Regions from separate parts of the Homo sapiens genome. Here regions 1 and 3 are each linked to region 2. Evidence: chromatin loops called from intact Hi-C (ENCODE). Cell type or tissue: heart left ventricle. All regions are shown on one strand.

Evidence for each region. Peaks named below come from ENCODE experiments on the same cell type or tissue, not always from the same donor. Only the 100,000 strongest peaks of a DNase experiment are listed, where the experiment ranks them.
Region 1: it touches region 2 in a loop (4-fold over the local background); 40 of 110 quality-filtered maps call a loop at or near these places.
Region 3: a loop joins it to region 2, with 5 times the contacts of the local background. A loop is called at or near these places in 10 of 110 quality-filtered maps.

The regions. Positions count from the first base shown.
Region 1 is chr1:161,135,548-161,143,547 of GRCh38, reverse strand. LOC112543491 (linc-UFC1) reads right to left here. Exons shown (of 1, transcript NR_156734.1): 1 at 5,606-8,000. LOC124900457 (small nucleolar RNA ACA64) reads left to right here and starts at 2,212; the gene lies at 2,212-2,340. In heart left ventricle, a CTCF peak has its summit at 3,575; no DNase peak of the experiment used is centred here; H3K27ac peaks cover 267 bases.
Region 2 is chr1:160,993,297-161,001,296 of GRCh38, reverse strand. F11R (F11 receptor) reads left to right here. Exons shown (of 10, transcript NM_016946.6): 2 at 1-12; 3 at 170-277; 4 at 520-666; 5 at 949-1,151; 6 at 1,319-1,421; 7 at 1,550-1,657; 8 at 1,889-1,901; 9 at 2,206-2,254; 10 at 2,391-6,086. The coding sequence ends at 2,426. Among named protein-coding and RNA genes, the nearest start is that of F11R, 24 kb to the left of the region's middle. In heart left ventricle, CTCF peaks have their summits at 3,792 (motif pointing left) and 7,544 (motif pointing left); a DNase peak (open chromatin) is centred at 3,766; H3K27ac peaks cover 638 bases.
Region 3 is chr1:161,149,179-161,157,178 of GRCh38, reverse strand. UFC1 (ubiquitin-fold modifier conjugating enzyme 1) reads right to left here and starts at 3,201. Exons shown (of 6, transcript NM_016406.4): 1 at 3,059-3,201; 2 at 162-229. The coding sequence starts at 3,181. RefSeq lists enhancers at 2,894-3,283, 3,324-3,373, 3,464-3,513, 2,402-3,601, 2,839-3,619 and 1 more. In heart left ventricle, no CTCF peak of the experiment used is centred here; a DNase peak (open chromatin) is centred at 3,168; H3K4me3 peaks cover 2,098 bases; H3K27ac peaks cover 1,161 bases.

The DNA.
Region 1 (8,000 bases), 140 kb before region 2:
TTAGGTATATATTCTTCCAGACATCTCTATGTACACATTTCCAATCTTCTAAATCCTTTCAGTGTAATTCACTGTTCTAGGTTCTTGAGATGGATGCAGAACTCACAAATTCTCAGCTTTTCTTTCATCCTAAAATTTTTATTTATTTATTAACTTACTTATTTTAAAAGAGACAGGGGTCTCCCTATGTGGCCCAGGCTGGTCTCAAACTCCTGGCCTCAGGCAATCCTTCTTCCTTGGCCTTCCAAAGCACTGAGATTACAAGTGTAAGCCACCACATCCAGGCTCTTTTTTCTTATGTGCTCTTAAGACTATGTATTTTCCTCTAAGCACATTTTTTTCTTTTCTTTTTTTTCTTTTTTCTTTTTTTTTTTTGAGACAGAGTCTCACTCTGTCGCCCAAGCTGGAGTGCAGTGGCATGACCTTCGCTCACTGCAACCTCTGCCTCCTGGGTTCAAGCGATTCTCCTGCCCCAGCCTCCCGAGCAGCTGGGATTACAGGCACACGCCACCATACCCGGCTAATTTTTGTATTTTTAGTAGAGACAGGGTTTCACCATGTTGGTCAGGCTGGTCTCAAACTCCTTACCTTGTGATCTGCCCACCTTGGCCTCCCAAAGTGCTGGGATTAACAGGCGTGAGCCACCGCGCCCGGCCCTTTTTTCTTTCTTTCTTTCTTTTTTTTTAAGACAGAATCTCGCTCTGTCACCCAGGCTGGAGTGCAGTGGCGCAATCTCGGCTCACTGAAACTTCCACCTCCCAGGTTCAAGTGACTATCTCGCCTCAGCCTCCTGAGTAGCTGGGACTACAGGTGCCCACCACCACGCCCGGCTAAGTTTTTGTATTTTTAGTAGAGATGGGGTTTCACCATTTGGTCAGGCTAGTCTCCAACTCCTGACCTCAAGCAATCCACCTGCCTCAGTCTCCCAAAGTGCTGGGATTAAAGGTTTGAGCCATGGTGCCCGGAATGCTTTGTGACATTTTAAATTATCACTCAGGTCAAAATATTTTCTAACTCCAATTGTGATTTATTTTGTGGGTCATTTAAAAATGTATTCAGCACACTACAGCCTTAAACTCCTGGAATCAAGGGATCCTCTGGCCTCCAAGTAGCTGGGACTGCAGGCATGTGTCATTGTGCCCGGCTGTATTTAACTTGTAAACATAGGGACTTCCCAGTTACCTTTTTGTTACTGATTCTAGCCTCACTGTAATGTAGGCAAGAAACATACTTTGCATCATTTGAAGCCTTTGAAATTTGTTGAAACTTGCTTTATAGAACAATCTGGTCAGTTTCTTAAATGTTCCAAATGTGCTTGAACATGTGCTTTGTAATTTGAAGTCGTTGGGTATAGTGGACTCTATACGCTTGTTGAATCAAATTTACTGCTCGTGTTATTTAAATTTTCTATATCCTTGCTGATTTTTTCTTATTCTTTCTCTTTTTTTTTTTTTTTTTTTTTAGAGAAAGAGTTGGTCTCATTTTGTCTCTCAGGTTGAAGTACAGTGGTGCCATCATAGCTCACTGCAGCCTCAACCTCCTGGGGTCATGTAATCGTCCCACCTCAGCCTCCTGGGTAGCTGGGACTATAGGCATGCACAACCATGCTCAGCATATTTTTTTTTTTTTTTTGAGACGGAGTCTTGCTCTTGTCACCCATGCTAGAGAGCAGTGGCGCGATCTTGGCTCACTGCAACCTCCGCCTCCCGGGTTTAAGCTATTCTCCTGCCTCAGCCTCCTGAGTAGCTGGGATTACAGGTGCCCGCCACCACACCCAGCTAATTTTTGTACTTTTAGTAGAGACGGGGTTTCGCCATGTTGGCCAGGCTGGTCTCGAATTCCTGAACTCAGGCCCGCCCCGGCCTCCCAAAGTGTTGGGAATTACAGGCGTGACCCACCGCGCCCGCCCCTAATTTTTTTTTTTTTTGTAGAAATGAGGGTCTCCCTATGCTGCCCAGGCTGGTCTTGAACTCCGGCCTCATGCAATCCTCCCATCTCAGCCTCCCAAAGTGCTGGGATTACAGGCATCAGCTACTGCACCTGGCCCTGACTTTTTCTATCAGTTCTGAAAGAAGTATACTCTATTAATTGAGAGAGGTGTGCTAAATCTCCTACGATGATTGTGAACTTGTCTATTTTTCCTTGTAGCTCGGTGCTGTATATTATTTGAGGTTTTGTTAAGTGCATACAAATTTAGAAATGTTTTCCGGCGTTGGTTGAAAATCACCCCCGGTTTTGGCCGTGGCCGCGGGTGAAATTCGGCGCGCAAGAGCCTCCGGGGGCCTCAGCTCACCGCGTGCTGCCGCCATGTGCGACGGTGAAACCCAGGCCCCGACAGGGGCCGCGGCCTCCCCCCGGGTGTGGCTGCTCGCGTGGTCTGACCCCTGACTCCTGACCCCGGCTGCAGACCCCTAACCCTATTTTTCTCTCCGCAGGACACTGGTCCTCCTACGCCTGAGACCGACGTTGCCAGGACCGCAGGGTCAGGGGGACTTGGCTGTCCCCCGTCTTTCAAATAAAGCTGTTTGTCTAAAATAAATAAATAAATAAATAAATAAATAAATAAATAAATAAATTTATTTTTTAACTTCCTGGTGAATTAAACTTATTGGTATAAAATGTCCTTATTTCTAGTAATGCTTTTTGCCTTCAAGTCAACTGTGTCTGATTTTAACATAAGCTTCTTTTGGTTTATGTTGCATAGCTTATCTTTTCCTATAATTTTACTTTCAACCTTTTGATAACCTTATTATTGTTTATTTATTTATTTATTTAATTTATTTATTTTTGAGACAGAGTCTTGCTCTGTTGCCCAGGCTGGAGTGCAGTTGTGCGATCTCGGCTCACTGCAAGCTCTGCCTCCTGGGTTCATGCCATTCTCCTGCCTCAGCCTCCTGAGTAGCTGGGACTACAGGCGCCCGCCACCACGCCCCGCTAATTTTTGTGTTTTTAGTAGAGATGGGGTTTCACCTTGTTAGCCAGGATGGTCTCGATCACCTGACCTCGTGATCTGCCCGCCTCGGCCTCCCAAAGTGCTGGGGTTACAGGCGTTAGCCACTGCGCCCGGCCTATTGTTATTTATTTATTTAAAAAAAAATTTTTTTTTGAGACGGAGTCTCGCTCTATCACCCAGGCTGTAGTGCGGTGGCACAATCTCAGCTCACTGCAACCTCTGCCTCCCGGGTTCAAATGATTCTCCTGCCTCAGCCTCCTGAGTAGCTAGGATTACAGGCACGGGCCACCACACCCGGCTAATTTTTGTATTTTTAGTAGAGACGGGGTTTCACCATGTTGGTCAGGCTGGTCTCGAACTCCTGACCTCAAGAGATCCACCTGCCTTGGCCTCCCAAAGTGCTGCAATTATAGGCATGAACCACCACGCCCAGCCTGTTATGTTATTTGAAAAAGAATGGTCTGGAATATAAGAGCATTTTTACTTAATTGAACAACCACCCAAAGAAAAATTGGTTAATTCTCTAATTAACTGGTGGGATTGGTGAGACAGGGTTGTTTTATGTTACGGTCTTTGGAATAACCAATGACTTGGAAAAAGTCATCCCCATGGGGGCAGCAAAGAGTCATTGATAAAGAGCCTGCTGAATTTCTGAAACCTGGTGAAACTTGTTATATATAATACAATAATAAATATTAGGTAACATTTATCCAGCACTAGGCCCTGTGCAACACTTTCTATACATCATTTAATATAATCATTAAAACAATGATCTGTAAGGTGGATGTTATATTTCTTTCACAGATAAGAAAACAAGTTTAGAGAAGTTAAGGAACTTGCCTGTCATATTAGTGAGGGTCAGAGCTGGGGAATGAAGAAAAGGGAACAGGTTGAGGCGACTTGAACAGCAGATCACTAGGATTCAGCAACTGATTGTGGTCCCTACTCCTTTTTTCTTTTTCTTTTTTTTTTTTGAGGCAGCAGGGTCTGGCTCTGTCACCCAGGTTGGAGTGCAGTGGTGCGATCTTGGCTCACTGCAACCTCGGCTTTCCAGGCTCAAGTGATCCTTCCACCTCAGCCTTCTGAGTAGCTGGAACTATAAGCACATGCCACCATGCCTAATTTTTGTATTTTTTTCTGTAGAGACAGGGTTTGGCCATGTTACCCAGGCTGGTCTTGAACTCCTGGACTCAAGCAATCCACCCGCCTCAGCCTCTCAAAGTCCTGGGACTGCAGGTATGAGCCACCATGTGTGGCCGAGGTCCCTACTCTTTTATTCGGGAGCCATAGAAGCCAGAACTGCAATAAATTCTAGTTCTGGACTTAGAGCTAGGTTCCAAGCTGAACTGAAATTAGGAGGAGCCAGTAGTATAATGCCTGGATGAAAATGAGTAACTGGGGCAGCTTAGAGTTAATAGGAAACCAAGAATAGAGCAGATCATCAGGTCAGCAAGTCCCTGCAGAGTAAAGCAGAAGAGTAAAGCCCTGGTAGGGACACAGGGATCCGAGTGGCCCTGGAAGAGTCAAGAGGATACTTGTGACAAGGGGCTAGTGCTAGCAAGATAGAGACTTCTTAAGGGAATATCTGGTTTGAAAAGATTAATCTGGCAGACCTGGGAAGGAACATGGACTAGGACAAGCAGCCTTAATAGAGTATTCAGATCAAGAAAGAGAACAGATCTGCTTTACTCTAAACTGGTACTACCACTGACTTGTAAAAAAATATTTAGTAGGGACATGTGGCTATGATGTGTTGACCCAGAGAGAAAAAACAGAACCAATACATGGAAGTTACAAAGAGATTTATCTAAGGATAGTAAAAAGGCCTTTCTAATTACTGAGAATTACAGGGAGTTGAAAACTACAGTTAAGGACACAGTGGAAATGTGAGCCTGTGGATAGCTGAAGGGTTCCAGGTTACAGATTCCAGTGAAGGAAGAGGTAACTGTGGGAGTAGTGTTTTGATAAGTAGAAAAGGATGGGCATCAGGATAGAGCTGAAGGGGCCAGTCTTTGAAAGCTGGAGGGATGTTTTCTCAGCTGAGGAAGAGACAGGAACTAATGTAAAGGAAGAAACATAACAAGCAGAGGACTTCCGCAAGAGAATTCTACACAGGGTTCTCAATCTTCTCAGAGGAAGTTCCCCCAAGTTTTTAGTTGAATTAAGGAGAGGGTGGTTCATAAGGCAAGAGATGAAGTTTTTGTTTTAACTGTACAGATGATGTATAGTTTAAGCTAAGGAGGAACAGCAGTCTAGCTATAGCTAACAAAAAACTCTAAACTGTTTGAAATATTTTTTTCTCAGTGATGGACATGAGGGTGCCCATCTCTACACAGGAGGTCCCTTTGGCTTAGCTCAGGAAATCTGCACAGCTCTCTTTGTTGGCGTTACGATCTTAGGACTTCATGTTGAAAGAGTGAACTTCCAGGGCTCCCCAAGCAGAAAATATCCCTCCAAATAAACTGACTAGTTTAGGAACAGCTGGCCAGGCAACTGTCCCAATGTTTGGAATTTGGAAAATTTGGTCATTGAAGTCTGGCCCCAGGGAAAAGAACTGAGTTCTGTGAGTCCTGCAGGGGAAGACAGATTACTTTGGAAGGCCTAATGAAGGCAAATCTCAGCCCTTCCTTCACCTTTCCATTCTTTTTTTTTGAGACAGAGTTCAATTCTGTTGCCCAGGCTGGAGTACAGTGGCGTGATCTTGGCTTACTGCAACTTCCACCTCTCAGGTTCAAGCAATTCTCCTGCCTCAGACTCCCGAGTAGCTGGGATTACAAGTGCATGCCACCACACCCAGCTAATTTGTTTATTTTTTAGTAGAGATGGCGTTTCAACATGTTGGCCAGGCTGGTCTCGAACTCCTGACCTCAAGTGATCCTCCTGCCTCAGCCTCCCAAAGTGCTGGGATTACAGGCATGAGCCACCGTGCCTGGCTAAGCTTTCCATTCTCAGTGAAGAAAGTGATCTGTTCTCTTCCCCATTGGTTGCAATAAGCAGACTGGACATCATACTATGACTAGAAAAGGCAATCCTCAGCTTTCTCTAATCCTCTGAATGGAATTGGGTTAGGTTTGGAGAGGAGAGGTGGGTTCATGGAAAGGAATTACCATCATGGTGCCAAGACTACTGAGTGTCAAACCACTTCAGAATATGGATACGGAGGGAGAATATTATTCTCCTTTAAGAAGTAGTGCCTGTGTCTGTCTTTTTTGCGGGCTTATGTGGATTACATCTGCATTCCACACATCACAGCTACCTCTGTCCTGATGGCTATTCCTCTAGGAAAAGCTAAGGAGCAATCTACGAAGACAATGAATACATAAGGGAGATTGTTTACAAAAGAAAAGTGTTCCAGTGGGTATAGAGGAAAAAATGGTCAGAGGTGAGGTAGAAATTTTTTACTTTCCCCAATTAATGAACACCTTTTCCCTTCAACCTTCTACAGGCTGTTTATTCTTGCTCCTGTAGGAAGGCGTGGCAAGGTATCAGCTTTCTCTTTGCTACCCACTGCTACTTTTAGACCACTGTGCTTCCATCCTCTTGCAAAAATTCTTCTCCCTTTGAAGCTTATGCCATCTGGCTTTACTGCCCTTTAACACCTTTTTTTTTTCTTTTTCTTTTTGTAGTGCAGTGGCAATAATCATAGCTCACTGCAGCCTCAAACTCCTGGGCTCAAGTGATCCTCCAAACCCAGCCTTCAGCACCTATTAACCTCTTTTTGTGCCAACTCTTACTATCATCCTGGGAGGTTTTACAAAAACCCATGAAAAATACAGTTAGTTCCTGACCTCCAACTCCAACGAATACTCCCACTTTCAATTCCTTAATTTCACCATTTCTAGAAAAACAGGTTTTTGTTGATGGCAGCTTCAGGGCCATAGTAAGGACTGGGAGAGGGTAGCATTCTTCTTCTTTTTTTTTGAAACAGGGTCTCGCTATGTCACTCAGGTTGGAGTGCAATGGTGCCATCAGGACTCACTGCAACCTCAAACTCCTCAGTCTCAGGTGATCCTCCCACCTCAGCCTCCCAAATAGCTGGGACTACAGGCAAGTGCACACCCACCTAATTAAAAAAAAATTTTGTAGAAATGGGGTCTCTCACTATGTTGCCCAGGCTGATCTTGAACTCCTGGCCAAAGTATTGGGATTACAGGTGTGAGCCACCACACCCAGCCAGGGTATCATTATTAAGTGTAGTAAGATTGATGGTGCCAGCACTGGCTGGTGTTGACTTGAAGACTCACTGAAAGACTGGGACTGGCAGCCATGATGCATAAGGGCAGAATAGCCTGGGGGTTGTACTGCCCAGTGATACTTGGGGAAAGGTTCAAGATCTGGATTTGACTCTTGTGCCAAGCTTCCAAGAAACCTAGGTTCAGAGGTAAGAGCACCTTTCCTATCAGCTGCCTCTGTGGGGACATCTGACACTTTCAACATCCACCCCCTTGAAATACTCTTCCCTTTGATTCTGTGACAATTATCTCCCAGGTTTTCTTCTTCTTCACTCGCTGTTCCTTTTCAAAGATTCTCCAAGAGCTCTTTTTCTACTTGTGCCTTAAATGTTGGAATTTCCGAGAGCACTCTTCTTAGCCCTCTGCTCTTTTCTGGGGAGCTTATCCAAATCTATGGCTTCAACTACCACCGAAATGTTGATGTTTCAGAATTTCTGGCCTATATATCACAGGGCTTTCTAAAAAGTAGTTTTCTGGCCAGGTACCATGGCTCACGCCTGTAATCCCAGCACTTTAGGAGGCCGAGGAGAGTGGATCACGAGGTCAAGAGTTTGAGACCAGCCTGGCCAACATAACGAAACCCCGTCTCTACTAAAAATACAAAAAATTAGCCAGGCATGGTGGCGTGCACCTGTAGTCCCAGCTACTCAAGAGGCTGAGGCAGGAGAATTGCTTGAACCTGGGAATCAGAGGTTGCAATGAGCTGAGATGTGCCACTGCACTCCAGCCTGGGTGACAGAGCGAGACTGTCTCAAAAAAGAAAAAAAAAAAGTAGCTTTCTGTAAAATAATATGTGCATAATAAAATAATTTCAA
Region 2 (8,000 bases):
CTGAGAATAATCGTGAGTTGGGAGGGGCCATGGAGGGTGTGAGGGTGAGCAGTTGCCGGCCGCCTGGGGATCTAGAGAGCACCCAGCCCAGCCTGCAGTTTGGGGCTGTTCCCCATCTCGTGTATTTGCTGCTGCTTCTTCCTTCGGCTCATTTTGACCCTGTCTGCAGCTGTGAAGTTGTCCTGTGCCTACTCGGGCTTTTCTTCTCCCCGTGTGGAGTGGAAGTTTGACCAAGGAGACACCACCAGACTCGTTTGCTATAATAACAAGATCACAGGTGAGTTGCTTCTCCTCCTTCCTGATTGCCTAGGTTGTGGAGGGATTATCATGCCTGGATTCTACGATCCAGACTTTGTGCCCTTATCCCAGGGCACACCCTGGGGCTGAAGTCCTCATGGCCTTCCTACCCCCCTTTCTGGGGGAAGAGGAGAGCACTTGCGTACCTTGGATGCCCCCTTCATCAGCCTCCCTTAGCTCTCCAGTTCACTCTGTCCTTGCTCTTGCCTCCTCTTGTGGTAGCTTCCTATGAGGACCGGGTGACCTTCTTGCCAACTGGTATCACCTTCAAGTCCGTGACACGGGAAGACACTGGGACATACACTTGTATGGTCTCTGAGGAAGGCGGCAACAGCTATGGGGAGGTCAAGGTCAAGCTCATCGTGCTTGGTACGTGCCCCATGTCTTCTGGGTGGGCCTGGAGTTAGTTACTTCTCATAGCAGGCTCTGCTGCACTTTGGAGCTCTTTGATGGTGAGAATACCCACAGGTGGGCTATTCAGAGTCCTGGAGCTGCCAGAGAGGGAGATGAGCCCCTGGTTAGGTGGCAGCCAGGGGCATGGTGAGAGTAGGAGGCTTGAGCTGAGTAGTTGGGGGTACCATTGTAGTTGGTTACTTAGACTCAAGCAGCCCCCACCCTGTACTCAGCACCTTCTGTCTTTCTCTTCCACAGTGCCTCCATCCAAGCCTACAGTTAACATCCCCTCCTCTGCCACCATTGGGAACCGGGCAGTGCTGACATGCTCAGAACAAGATGGTTCCCCACCTTCTGAATACACCTGGTTCAAAGATGGGATAGTGATGCCTACGAATCCCAAAAGCACCCGTGCCTTCAGCAACTCTTCCTATGTCCTGAATCCCACAACAGGAGAGCTGGTATGTATGGGGTGGTGGTGAAAGATGTGTGGGGGATGCAGTTATAGAACCCCAAAAGGTGGGAGGAAGAACAGGCAACAGGGTGAACTTGGAACTGGGGTCAAGAGACATTAAAAAATGTCTATTTTGCTTCTTCAGCAGGAAGCCAATTTGTTTTCCTTCCTCAGGTCTTTGATCCCCTGTCAGCCTCTGATACTGGAGAATACAGCTGTGAGGCACGGAATGGGTATGGGACACCCATGACTTCAAATGCTGTGCGCATGGAAGCTGGTGAGAGTTAGGGCTTGAGCCCAGACCTGGGGTGGGGATTGGGGTCTGCTTTTCATCCTGCCATTGGTGATACTGTAGGTGCCGTGAGTGAGTATCCCCGTGCCTGACTTCTTATTTGTGTCTCGCAGTGGAGCGGAATGTGGGGGTCATCGTGGCAGCCGTCCTTGTAACCCTGATTCTCCTGGGAATCTTGGTTTTTGGCATCTGGTTTGCCTATAGCCGAGGCCACTTTGACAGTAAGTATCTGCCCCCAGAGGCTCTCCTTTGTACTGCCCCCATCCCAGGGCCTGGCATGGGTGTCATCTGAGTACTGACCCTGATACTGTGCTCATGTGTGTGGGTGTTGTCCCCTGGGGAACACTGATCACCCATCTAACACCAAGAGCTGGGGGCCTGCCCCTCCATCTTCCCAAGCCATGCTGTCTTCTGTCCTGCTGACACTCATGATCCCATTTCTTCTCTTTCAGGAACAAAGAAAGGGTGAGTGAGGTGCTGTCCTGGGGTTCTCCAAGTTTGAGAGCATGGATGCATGTGGTTTGAAGCTGAAGTGGGCCTAGGGGAATGGGTTGAAGGCAGAAGCAACCAGTTTGGAGGGAAGGCATTTGGATATCCAGCCCTTTCTCTGTGGCCTTGGCCCTGGGTCTGTCCTGTTACCCCACCCATACCTGTCTGCTGCGCACTCTGTGCTTCTGTAGCATTCTCGCTTCTGGCCTTTAAAGTTGGCAAGGGGAGGTTAATAAGCACCTAGGTGGCTGAGTGTCTCTGTCTTCTGGCTTGTTCACAGGACTTCGAGTAAGAAGGTGATTTACAGCCAGCCTAGTGCCCGAAGTGAAGTGAGTATGCCTCCCCTGGGCAGGGGTGGGCCACCTGGGGCTGGAGTGAGGAGATTTCTAGCCCATGTTTATGTGTTTTGGGGATTATCAGCTAAAGAAGACTATTGAGAGTTGACTGGATGTTTTATTTCTGCAGGGAGAATTCAAACAGACCTCGTCATTCCTGGTGTGAGCCTGGTCGGCTCACCGCCTATCATCTGCATTTGCCTTACTCAGGTGCTACCGGACTCTGGCCCCTGATGTCTGTAGTTTCACAGGATGCCTTATTTGTCTTCTACACCCCACAGGGCCCCCTACTTCTTCGGATGTGTTTTTAATAATGTCAGCTATGTGCCCCATCCTCCTTCATGCCCTCCCTCCCTTTCCTACCACTGCTGAGTGGCCTGGAACTTGTTTAAAGTGTTTATTCCCCATTTCTTTGAGGGATCAGGAAGGAATCCTGGGTATGCCATTGACTTCCCTTCTAAGTAGACAGCAAAAATGGCGGGGGTCGCAGGAATCTGCACTCAACTGCCCACCTGGCTGGCAGGGATCTTTGAATAGGTATCTTGAGCTTGGTTCTGGGCTCTTTCCTTGTGTACTGACGACCAGGGCCAGCTGTTCTAGAGCGGGAATTAGAGGCTAGAGCGGCTGAAATGGTTGTTTGGTGATGACACTGGGGTCCTTCCATCTCTGGGGCCCACTCTCTTCTGTCTTCCCATGGGAAGTGCCACTGGGATCCCTCTGCCCTGTCCTCCTGAATACAAGCTGACTGACATTGACTGTGTCTGTGGAAAATGGGAGCTCTTGTTGTGGAGAGCATAGTAAATTTTCAGAGAACTTGAAGCCAAAAGGATTTAAAACCGCTGCTCTAAAGAAAAGAAAACTGGAGGCTGGGCGCAGTGGCTCACGCCTATAATCCCAGAGGCTGAGGCAGGCGGATCACCTGAGGTCAGGAGTTCAAGATCAGCCTGACCAACATGGAGAAACCCTACTAAAAATACAAAGTTAGCCAGGCATAGTGGTGCATGCCTGTAATCCCAGCTGCTCAGGAGCCTGGCAACAAGAGCAAAACTCCAGCTCAAAAAAAAAAAGAAAGAAAAGAAAGCTGGAGCTGGTGGCTTAGGCCATCACCCTTCCCTTGGCTGGAACTACTGGACAGACCCTTTTGAGATGTGCCTGTGGTGCTGTGGAGATGTGTGTAGTGGTCTTAGCTCTTTGTTGAGCTTGTGTGTGTGTTGTGTAGTCTTAGCTGTATGCTGAAATTGGGCGTGTGTTGGAGGGCTTCTTAGCTCTTTGGTGAGATTGTATTTCTATGTGTTTGTATCAGCTGAATGTTGCTGGAAATAAAACCTTGGTTTGTCAAGGCTCTTTTTTGTGGGAAGTAAGTAGGGGAAAAGGTCTTTGAGGGTTCCTAGGCTCCTTTGTACAACAGGAAAATGCCTCAAAGCCTTGCTTCCCAGCAACCTGGGGCTGGTTCCCAGTGCCTGGTCCTGCCCCTTCCTGGTTCTTATCTCAAGGCAGAGCTTCTGAATTTCAGGCCTTCATTCCAGAGCCCTCTTGTGGCCAGGCCTTCCTTTGCTGGAGGAAGGTACACAGGGTGAAGCTGATGCTGTACTTGGGGGATCTCCTTGGCCTGTTCCACCAAGTGAGAGAAGGTACTTACTCTTGTACCTCCTGTTCAGCCAGGTGCATTAACAGACCTCCCTACAGCTGTAGGAACTACTGTCCCAGAGCTGAGGCAAGGGGATTTCTCAGGTCATTTGGAGAACAAGTGCTTTAGTAGTAGTTTAAAGTAGTAACTGCTACTGTATTTAGTGGGGTGGAATTCAGAAGAAATTTGAAGACCAGATCATGGGTGGTCTGCATGTGAATGAACAGGAATGAGCCGGACAGCCTGGCTGTCATTGCTTTCTTCCTCCCCATTTGGACCCTTCTCTGCCCTTACATTTTTGTTTCTCCATCTACCACCATCCACCAGTCTATTTATTAACTTAGCAAGAGGACAAGTAAAGGGCCCTCTTGGCTTGATTTTGCTTCTTTCTTTCTGTGGAGGATATACTAAGTGCGACTTTGCCCTATCCTATTTGGAAATCCCTAACAGAATTGAGTTTTCTATTAAGGATCCAAAAAGAAAAACAAAATGCTAATGAAGCCATCAGTCAAGGGTCACATGCCAATAAACAATAAATTTTCCAGAAGAAATGAAATCCAACTAGACAAATAAAGTAGAGCTTATGAAATGGTTCAGTAAAGATGAGTTTGTTGTTTTTTGTTTTGTTTTGTTTTGTTTTTTTAAAGACGGAGTCTCGCTCTGTCACCCAGGCTGGAGTGCAGTGGTATGATCTTGGCTCACTGTAACCTCCGCCTCCCGGGTTCAAGCCATTCTCCTGCCTCAGTCTCCTGAGTAGCTGGGATTACGGGTGCGTGCCACCATGCCTGGCTAATTTTTGTGTTTTTAGTAGAGACAGGGTTTCACCATGTTGGTCGGGCTGGTCTCAAACTCCTGACCTCTTGATCCGCCTGCCTTGGCCTCCCAAAGTGATGGGATTACAGATGTGAGCCACCGTGCCTAGCCAAGGATGAGATTTTTAAAGTATGTTTCAGTTCTGTGTCATGGTTGGAAGACAGAGTAGGAAGGATATGGAAAAGGTCATGGGGAAGCAGAGGTGATTCATGGCTCTGTGAATTTGAGGTGAATGGTTCCTTATTGTCTAGGCCACTTGTGAAGAATATGAGTCAGTTATTGCCAGCCTTGGAATTTACTTCTCTAGCTTACAATGGACCTTTTGAACTGGAAAACACCTTGTCTGCATTCACTTTAAAATGTCAAAACTAATTTTTATAATAAATGTTTATTTTCACATTGAGTTTGTTTAAATCCTGAAGTTCTTACCTTAAGAGAATTGGGACTCCTAGAGTGATTGGACATTCAAAATATTCCTGATAGTCTTGTTAATTAAGAGATTAGGATATCTTTCCATTACCTTGATAATTACGTTTTAATTTAGCTTTTTTCATTGGCCTGTGTTTAAATGCAAATAACCCCACAATGGACATTTCCTATGTTAAAGTGACATTTAGGGGATAAAAAATGAGAGCAGTTCCATGGATTTTGGTGTTTCCCCTGAGACATGAACTCAGCATAATCTGGGATAAAATGATTGAGTGTTAAGGATGTGTTTGTTGTTCCTGTCGTTTTTTTATTTTCTTCAAAGTATACAACATGGTTTGATATGCACATACATTTGTGTAATGATTGCCATGGTCAATTAACACATCACCATTTTTGTGTGTGTGTGTGTGTGTGTGTGTGAGGGAGTCTTGCTCCGTTGCCAGGCTGGAGTGCAATGGTACAACCTTGGCTCACTGCAACCTCCACCTCCTGGGTTCAAGCAATTCTCTTGCCTCAGCCTCCTAAGTAGCTGGGACTATAGGCGTGTGCCACCATGCCCAGCTAATTTTTGTATTTTTAGTAGAGACGGGGTTTCACCATGTTGGCCAGGATGATCTCGATCCCTTGACCTCATGATCCGCCCACCTCGGCCTCCCAAAGTGCTGGGATTACAGGCGTGAGTCACTGCACCCGGCCACATCACCTCCCATGTTCTATCTTACGTATTCAGAACTTGTTCATCTTGTAACTGAAAGCGTGTACCCTTTGACCAACACTGTTTTTCCTGTCTTAACAGGATCTACAGATCAAGGACAGGGGAGGGGATAGTGGAGGAAAACGGAGTTAGTCTGTTTCTAAATGAGGGGACAGTATGTTTCTTGGGGCCTGAGGACAGCTTAATAAAGTAGACAAATGAAGAAAAACAACAATTTGCATTAAAAAATATCCAATTCTTTAGCTTTTCCAGCTTATTACCCCTTCTCTGGTACTAGCTATGAAAATCTGATATGAAACGGAACATTTTTTCTTTTCTTTTCTTTCTTTTTTTTTTTTTTTGAGACTGAGTCTTACTCTATCACCCAGGCTGGAGTGCAGTGGAGCGATCTCAGCTCACTGCAACTTCTCCCTCTGAGTTCAAGCGATTCTCCTGCCTCAGCCTCCCGAGCAGCTGGGATTACAGGCGCCTGCCACTGCACCCGGATAATTTTTTTTTTAATAGTTTTAGTGGAGACAGGGTTTCACCAGCTTGGCCAGGCTGGTTTTAAACTCCTGATCTCGTGATCCACCCACCTTGGCCTCCCAAAGTGCTGGGATTACAGGTGTGAGCCACCGTGCCTAGCCCATTTTTTCTTACTACTATCATCCATTAACTTATTTACTGGGTACTATTACTATCTCTGTTTCTCAGATGGGGAAGAGAGGCAGAGAAATGCTAAGGAATTTGCCCAAGTTCACACAACCAGTACTAGGCAAATGGTAGGTCCGGGATTAAGATCCTGGGGAGGGGAGGTTGGGTAACCTATATCCTGCTCAGTGACCCAGAATGGAAAAGAATGAAGGAGGAGGAGTGGAAACAGAAGTTAACTTTTTTTTTGTAGAGGTGGGTATCTGGGTTTGAGGAGAGAGAACATTAAAAGTAATGCTGGGGCCGGGCGCGGTGGCTCATACCTATAATCCCAGCACTTTGGGAGTCTGAGGCAGGCAGATCACTTGAGGTCAGGAGTTCAAGACCAGCCTGGCCAACATGGTGAAACCCTGTCTCTATGAAAAATACAAAAATTGCCAGTTGTGGTGGCTCACGCTTGTAATCCCAGCACTTTGGGAGGCCGAGGGGGGCGGATCACCTGAGGTTGGGAGTTCAAGACCAGCCTGACCAACATGGAGAAACCCTGTCTCTACTAAAAATACAAAAATTAGCCGGGCATGGTGGTGCATGCCTATAATCCCAGCTACTCAGGAGGCTGAGGCGGGAGAATCGCTTGAACCCGGGAGGCAGAGGTTGCGTGAGCCGAGATCACGCCATTGCACTCCAGCCTGGGCAACAAGAGCAAAACTCCATCTCAAAAAACAAAAAAACAAAAAACCAAAAATTAGCTGGGTGGGGTGGTGGTGTGTGCCTGTAACTGCAGCTACACGAGAGGCTGAGGCACGAGAATTGCTTGAACCTGAGAGGCAGACATCACAGTGAGCCGAGACGGCGCCACTGCACTCTCGCCTGGGTGACAGTGAGACTGAGTCTCAAAAAAAAAAAAAAAAAAAAAAAGTGATGATGTTTGACCTACGGTTTCCCCTGAAGTGTGACAAAATCTCACTTGAGTCTGCTATCCCAACAGACAGACTCTGGACAGAGTGAGGCATATTAAGTATGAGGCTCTTTATGAAATGGAGGGCCTATGAGTGCCACCTTCTGGAGTAAAGGATAAAACTTAATGCAATTTTGCCAGTGACCGGGATGAAAAACAGAAGGCATGCATATCATATTTGTGGACGGCAAGGAGTTAGTAGGAATTGCAACATTCTCAGTGTGCAGAATGAGGATTCAAATAGTCAGGAATGGTAAACTCCAGCTTATTAAATTTTATTGAATTGAAATTCAATAGTAATAAGTCAGATTCTGCCTTTGGGTTCAAAAAGTCAACTCTTCATAGATAAAGTAGGAAAGATGTAGAATTTTTAGAACTAGGGAGGCACTCTGCTGACAGCACCCTTCCCCTGCATCAAGTTCTGTCTTAAGTGCCAAACTTTAAGGGCATTATCAACAAATGAATATATTCAGAGGAGTGATCTGGAGGGTGAAGGGACCTAAAATTTTGTCATGTAGAAACTTCTGAAGAATCAGCATTAAGCCCAGATAATAAAGACTCAGGGAAA
Region 3 (8,000 bases), 160 kb before region 2:
AGCCTGGGAGACTCATAGGATGGGAACTGGGGAACTCTGGCGCTGTGGGAGTGGAGACAGCTAACATGTGACAGGGCAGCTTTGGTAGTGGGCGCTAGGATACCAAATTGCCTAACTCATATAAGACTCCCACCCCACACCTCCCAAGAGGGTCTACCTACCGAGTTCCTTCCTTGTTGGACTCCAGTCGGAACCAATCGTTGTCAGCATTCTTGTTGTTCTCCACATACTGAAAGCAGAGAATGAGGTCTTTGAGAGAGTAGTTGGGGCCAAGGGCAGTCCCCCTCTCCTCAAAAGAAAAGTATGTGGTTATTTTTTTTATTTTTTATTTTTATTGAGATGGAATCTCGCTCCCGTCGCACAGGCTGGAGTGCAGTGGCGCAATCTGGGTTCACTGCAACTTCCACCTCCCAGGTTCAAGCGATTCTCCTTCCTCAGTCTCCTGAGTAGCTGGGATTACAGGCGTGCACCACCATGCCCGGATAATTTTTGTATTTTTAGTAGAGACGGGGTTTTGCCATGTTGGCCAGGCTGGTCTCGAACTCCTGACCCCAGGTGATCAACCTGCCTTGGCCTCCCAAAGTGCTAGGATTACAGGCGTGAGCCACTACACCCAGCCGGTTTTTTTTTTTTTTTTTTTTTGAGACAGTCTCGCTCTGTCACCCAGACTGGAGTGCAGTGGCGCAATCTCGGCTCACTGCAAGCTCCATTGCCTGGGTTCACGCCATTCTCCTGCCTCAGCCTCTCAAGTAGCTGGAACTACAGGTGCCCGCCACCATGCCCGGCTAATTTTTTGTATTTTTTTTTTTTTTAGTAGAGATGGGGTTTCACCATATTAGCCAGGATGGTCTCGATCTCCTGACCTCGTGATCCGCCCACCTTGGCCTCCCAAAGTGCTGGGATTAGAGGCGTGAGCCACCACGCCCAGCCTACTTTTTCTTAATATGTTTACCTAATTTTTCTAACATTAGCAAAGCTGAAGACAAGGCTATACTGGTAAGTGGGGGTCTGCCCAGAACAGAGAATAGAATGGGCTCCACTCAATTTAGCAAGCACAAAAGACCTGAAGATACCATCTGGATTCTCCTCTCACTTCTCTGATAGTGTCTGCCCTCAGCCCACAACTCATTTAATGATAGACTCCTTCCCTGGGTAACTCCCTTCTAGCCTCATATAGTCCTGGTTTCAACTAACACCCACAGGCTAATGACTCCCAGATTTTCATCTTTGGTCCAGATCTTTCCTCAGAACTTCAGCCTTTAGTATCCAACTGTATGTTGACGTTTTGACCTTCATTTCACAGGTACTTCAAACTCAGCATTTCCATCTGGAATTTTTTATATTCCTTTGGATACACTTCCTGAATTATCCTCCTGAATTATCAATTTCAGGTGGCAGTATGAGCATTCACCCAAGGCAAAAACCTGGGAATCATCTTTGACCCTCCCTATCCCTTACTACACTAATCCATGTTATGCTAATTTTACCTTCTGAATATTCTACAAATCTACCTCTCCTCTCTATCCTCACAACTGCCTAGTTTAGATTGCCTTTTGTTTCGCTGAGATTAATGACAGCCTAACTTGTCTCTTACCTTCAGTCTTGTCCCTGTCAATTGTATTTTCCCCTTATTGCCAATGTGACTGATCTAAACCCAAATCGGCCATGTAATTCCTCAGCTTAATAACTTTTAACGGTATCCCAAAGCCTCCAAGAGAAAATTCAAGTGCTCAAATATGTCTCCTAGCTTTGTCTACCATTCCCTGCCTCACATTTGATGCTCTAACAACTCTGAGCTACTTTGTTTCTTCAAACACATCATGCTGGTGCCTGTGCCGTTTCTAGATTCTATGCCTTTGCTCATGCTGTCCCTTTTGGCTTGAATGTCCTTCTACTCTTATGTTTTATCAGGCTAGCTTATGTTTACTCTTTAAGTTTCAGCTCAAGCATTACCTCTTCCAGGAAACCTTCCGTGACCGAATGCAAACTGGATGTCTCCTCTTATGCTCTCAAAACATCCTAGCCATTTCTCGCTTTATATCTGTCCATATCTGTCTCAGTCTCTCTCCACTTAAACACTGTATTATAATGATCTGGTTTTGTCTACCTCAGTAAGTTCCTCCTTATTCGGCTTGGTATCTCCTCCCTAGGTTCTATATGCACAGTAATTTTTTTTTTTTAGTGAATGAATACATGAGGTAGGAGAACTAGAACTGCTGGTCTTTGAAGCAGGCAGAAACTACAAGGAAGACAAACTTTTCTCACCTTCCACAGTAGAGATAACTGAGAAGACAGCCCGTTTCTAACTATGAGCTAAACTCCCCAACTCTCTGTAGTTAACACCTACTTGAATTTTCAGCCCTAATGTGGCTTGAAAGAGTGAAGAGTGAGGCCAGGCGCGGTGGCTCACGCCTGTAATCTCAGCACTTTGGGAGGCCGAGGCGGGTGGATCAGGATCACGAGGTCAGGGGATCGAGACCATCCTGGCCAACACGGTGAAACCCCGTCTCTACTGAAAATACAAAAATTAGCTGGGTGTGGTGGCGCGCGCCTGTAGTCCCAGCTACTCAGGAGGCTGAGGCAGGAGACTCGCTTGAACCCGGGAGTCGGAGGTTGCAGTGAGCCGAGATCGCGCCACTGCACTCCAGCCTAGCAACAGAGCGAGACTCCGTCAAACAAACAAACAAAACAGTGAAGAGTGAAGAAGGGGGCAGAGAGATGCGGACTGGGAGTTGGCGCCCTGAGGATTTTTGTTCACATCCAGGTGAACAAACACCTGTAGCCAGGGAGACACGTCACCTTCTGGGGAAGCGTATCCCTAAAATAACTGCTGCTTTTAGCCGCAAGGTCTGGCCCCACTGTGCACCTCACCCGAGTCTTTTTTGCCCTCTCCCCACCATCCCTCCTTAGTCCCCGAGCCCCACAATAGTCCCATTTCTATGAATTTGGGCGTTAAACTTAAAAACCGGAAGCGGCTTCCACACGGAGCCTATTATTGAGGACACCTGATTTCTCCCAACCCTTATGCTACGCGTTAGACTGTAGAAACACAACTAACCCGGATAAGGGACTGATATTCCTCCTTCAGTCGCTGCACCCACAACTCACGATCTCGGGGTCCGGCGTTAGTCTTCAGCACCGGGATCTCAGACACAACACGTCGCGTGGCTTCATCCGCCATCTTGGACCAGGGCGCAAGAGAAACGCGGAAGTGGTGTTGCCTGTAGCTTACCTCAAGGCGCCGTCATCTTTACTATGGGAAGATGAGACGTTGGGTTGCTGTAAGACCTCTTTTGAATAAGATCTTTGTTTTCTTGTCACCTAGTTACCCGCTTGTGAGTGCATCGAGAAGAACAGAATGTAAACAGATTACTCCGTCCTATATATGACACCTATCATTAAAATCACCGCATAAGGCACAAAGGGTGACTTCCGTTCATGCTCAGAGAAGTAATCGCAGAAAACCCGGACACCTTCCCAAACTTGGAAAGCTCTTAGAACTTCAGGCTGCTGAAGGCATTTTTACTTATTTATTTATTTTTATTATACCTTAAGTTCTAGAGTACATGTGCACAACGTGCAAGTTTGATACATAGGTATACTTGTGCCATGTTGGTTTGCTGCACCCATCAACTCGTCATTTACATTAGGTATTTCTCCTAATGCTATCCCTCCCCCAGCCCCGAGCCCCCAACCCCAAGGCGCTTTTCAAGGCACTGACTTCCTAAAACGAGCGATTCGTGTTTCCTCTTCGAAGAACTTTTCCTTTGCTTATATATAGTCCTGCCTCTAGATGCAGTTATCCTGTAGAAGGATGTTTAACTCCTGATAAAGATTAGAAACCATGCAGAATCAAAAGACAAATCCCTGCAAGATTTCTGCCTTAGTCTAGCCATTCACTGAGTCCTAGACTTTTTTTTTTTTAGACAGTGTCTCAATCTGTTGCCCAGGCTGGAGTACAGTGGTACGATCATAGCTTACTGCATCTTCCATCTCCCGGGCTCAAGCGATCCTCCTGCCCCAGCCTCCCCAAAGTGCTGGGATTACTTGTGGGGAAACAATAAACAAACTCCAGTTGGACTTAAAATCTAAACACATTAATTTTTGCTTTTTTTTTTTTTTTTTTTGGAGACCGAGTTTCACTCTTGTTGCCCAGGCTGGAGTGCAATGGCATGATCTCGGCTCACCGCAACCTCCGCCTCCCGGGTTCAATTGATTCTCCTGCCTCAGCGTCCTGAGTAGCTGGGATTACAGGCATGTGCTACCACGCCCGGCTGATTTTGTATTTTTAGTAGAGACCGGGTTTCGCCATGTTGGCCAGGTTGGTCTTGAACTCCTGACCTCAGGTGATCCACCTGCCTCAGCCTCCCAAGGTGCTGGGATTACAGGCGTGAGCCACCGCGCCGGCCATTTTGGCTTTAATTTAAATATCCTGTTTGGCTGGCGTGGTGGCTCAAGCCTGTAATCCCAGCAACTTGGGAGGCCAAGGCAGGTGGATCACTTGAGGTCAGGAGCTCCAGACCAGCCTGACTGGTGAAACCCGTCTCTACTAACAATACAAAATTAGCTAGGCATGGTGGCGCACGCTTGTAGTCCCGGCTACTTGGAGGCTGAGGCGGGAGAATCGCTTGAACCCGGGAGGCGGAGGTTACAATGAGCCGAGATCCTGCCATTGCACTCCAGCCTGGGCAACAAGAACAAGATTCCGTCTCAAAAAATAAATAAAACCTAAAAACGTTAATTATAGATTTAAATATCTTGTTTGGCCGGGTGCGGTGATTCACGCAGATAACCCCAGCACTTTCAGAGGCCGGGGTGGGCAGATGGCTTGAGCCCAGGAGTTCGAAAATAGCTTAGGCAACGTGGTGAAACCCCAGCTGTACAAAAAATACAAAAATTAGCCGGAGTGGTGGCGGGCACCTGTAGTCCCAACTATTTTGGGGGCTGAAGCAGGAGGATCTCTTGAACCCCGGAGGTCGAGATTGCAAATGAGCCAAGATTATACCACTTCACTCCAGCCTGGGGGGTCAAAGTAAGACCAAAATTTTTAAAAATATATTTATTTATTTTATTTATGTTTATTTCACTGTTTATTCAGTGAATCATTCCAGCCTGTGGCAGTAAGTTTTTTTGTTTGTTTGTTTTGTTTTGTTTTTGAGACAGAGTCTCACTCTGTCACCCAGGCTAGAGTGCAGTGACATGATTTTGGCTTACTGCAACCTCCACCTCCTGGGTTCAAGCGATTCTCCTACCTCAGCCATCCGGGTAGCTGGGATTACAGGCATGCAGCACCACGCTCGGCTAATTTTGTACTTTTAGTAGAGATGGAGTTTCACCATGTTGGCCAGGCTGGCTTCGAGCTCCTGACCTCAGGTGATCCAGCCCGCTCGGCCTCCCAAAGTGCTAAGATTACAGGCGTGAGCCACCGTGCTCAGCCTCCAGTACAATATTGAGTAAGAGTGTTGGCGGGGCGCGGTGGCTCACGGCTGTAATCCTAGCACTTTGGGAGGCCGAGGCGGGCGGATCACAAGGTCAGGAAATCGAGACCATCCTGGCTAACATGGTGAAACCCCGTCTCTACTAAAAATACAAAAAAATTAGTCGGGCATGGTGGCGGGTGCCTGTAGTCCCAGCTACTCGGGAGGCTGAGGCAGGAGAGTGGCGTGAACTCAGGAGGCAGGGCTTGCAGTGAGCTGAGATCGCGCCACTGCACTCCAGCCTGGGCGACAGAGCAAGACTCCGTCTCAAAATAAAAAAAAGACAGTGTTACCAGCAGACATCCTTGTCTCGTTCTGCCTTTAGGGGGAAAATCAATGTCTTTCTCCTTTTTTTTTTTTTTTTGCGACAGAGTCTTCCTCTGTCGCCCAGGCCGGAGTCGAGTGGCGCGATCTCGGCTCACTGCAAGCTCCGCCCCTCCAGGTTTTAAGCAATTCTCTGCCTCAGCCTCCGGAGTAGCTGGGATTACAGGCGCCCGCCACCACGCCCAGCTAATTTTTTGTATTTTTAGTAGAGACGGGCTTTCACCATGTTGGCCAGGCTGGTCTTGAACTCCTGACCTCGTGATCCACACGCCTCGGACTCCCAAAGTGCTGGGAATACAGGCGTGAGCCACGCGCCCGGCTGTCTTTCTCCATTAAATATGAGGTTAAGCTGCAGATTTTTCACAGATGCCCTTGTCAGGTTGAGGAAGTTCCCTTCTGGCGTTGACGGTTTTTCTCAAAAGGGAGTTGTTTTTTGATTTTTGTTTTGAGACGGAGTCTCCCTCTGTCACCCAGGCTGGAGGGCAGTGGTGTGATCTCGGCTCACTGCAATCTCTGCCTCCCCTCCTGGGTTCAAGTGATTCTCCTGCCTCAGCCACCCGGTAACTGGGACCACAGACGCAGGCCACCATGCTCAGCTAATTTTTGCATTTTTTGTAGAGACGGGGTTTCACCCTGTCTGCCAGGCTGGTCTTGAACTCCTGACCTCAGGTGATCTGCCTGCCTCGGCCTCCCAAAGTGCTAGGATTACAGACATGAGCCAAAGCGCCCGGCCTTATAAAGGAGTTTTTCAAATGCTTTTTCCATGTTGATTGAGATGATGGTGTGTTTTTTGTTTTTTATCAGCATGCTATATATCTCTTTCATAAAAAAAAATGGATATTGGATAAGGCTAAGGCAGAGCTTTGTACTTCTTAACTAGAGATCTCTCTTCTGGGGAAATAAGATTTATTCCATTTTGGGTGTGGGCACTGTGGTGTGATATAGAGAGCAGAGATTTGGAATGAGGCTTTGCAATTTAATTGTCGTAAGACTTTAGCGGCGGGGTGCGGTGGCTCACGCCTGTAATCCTAGCACTTTGGGAGGCCGAGGGGGGCAGATCACGAGGTCAGGAGATCGAGACCATCCTGGCTAACACGGTGAAACCCCGTCCCTACTAAACATACAAAAAATTAGCCGGGTGTGGTGGTGGGCTCCTGTAGTCCCAGCTACCGGGAGGCTGAGCCAGGAGAATGGCATGAACCCAGGAGGCGGAGCTTGCAGTGAGCCGAGATCAGGCCACTGCACTCCAGCCTGGGCGACAGAGCGAGACTCCATCTCAAAAAAAAAAAAGGGTTACTTTAACTCTGTTCTTTAACTCTGTTAACTGTATTTTCTCAACTATAAAATGAGGATAAGGCTTATAAGGCTGGGCATGGTGGCTGACACCTATAATCCCAACACTTTGGGAGACTAAGGGAGGAGGATTTCTTGAGCACACAAGTTCGAGACCAGCTTGGGCAAAACAGAGAGACCCCGTCTCCACAAAAAGTTTAAAAATTAGCTGGACGTGGTGGCGTGCACCTGTGTCCCCATCTACTTGGGAAGTTGAGATGGGAGGATGACTTGAGCCTGGGAGGTCAAGGCTGCAATGAGCCGTGATTGAACCACTGCATTCCGGCCTGGGTGACAGAGGAAGACTCTGTCTCAATTTAAAAAAAAAAAGCTTATATAGTTATAACTATATACGCAATGGCCATTCATTTACATAATAGGCTGTTAGGATGAAATTCAGATAAATAAATGGCAGTATTCAAACTTTTATATGGTAGTGAAGCCAGGTTTACAAACAAAATCTTACCTGGAGTCCCAAATTATAATCAATATAGCGCTGCTCTTGTTCAAGTGCAGGCAGAAGACCTCTATCCCTGAGAATACTTCTATGGTAACTACTCATCACACTTTATTAATTGTATAATTGTCTTGATAGCCTGGAAGCTCAATCAGGGTAGGGATTGTGTATCTATCTTGTTCAATGCTGTGCTTCTAAAACCTAATATAGCGTCTGCCACAGATTAAATGTTCAATCAATATTTTTAACATCAATGAGTATCTTGATACATAAAGTAAGCACCAGAAAAATTGTCTTTATAAAGCTGCATGTTGTTTTTGTTTCATAGTTTTGGAAAACCACCCCATTTTTAATTTTTATTTTTTTTCCTTGAGACAGAGTTTCACTCTTGATGCCCAGCCTGGAGTGCA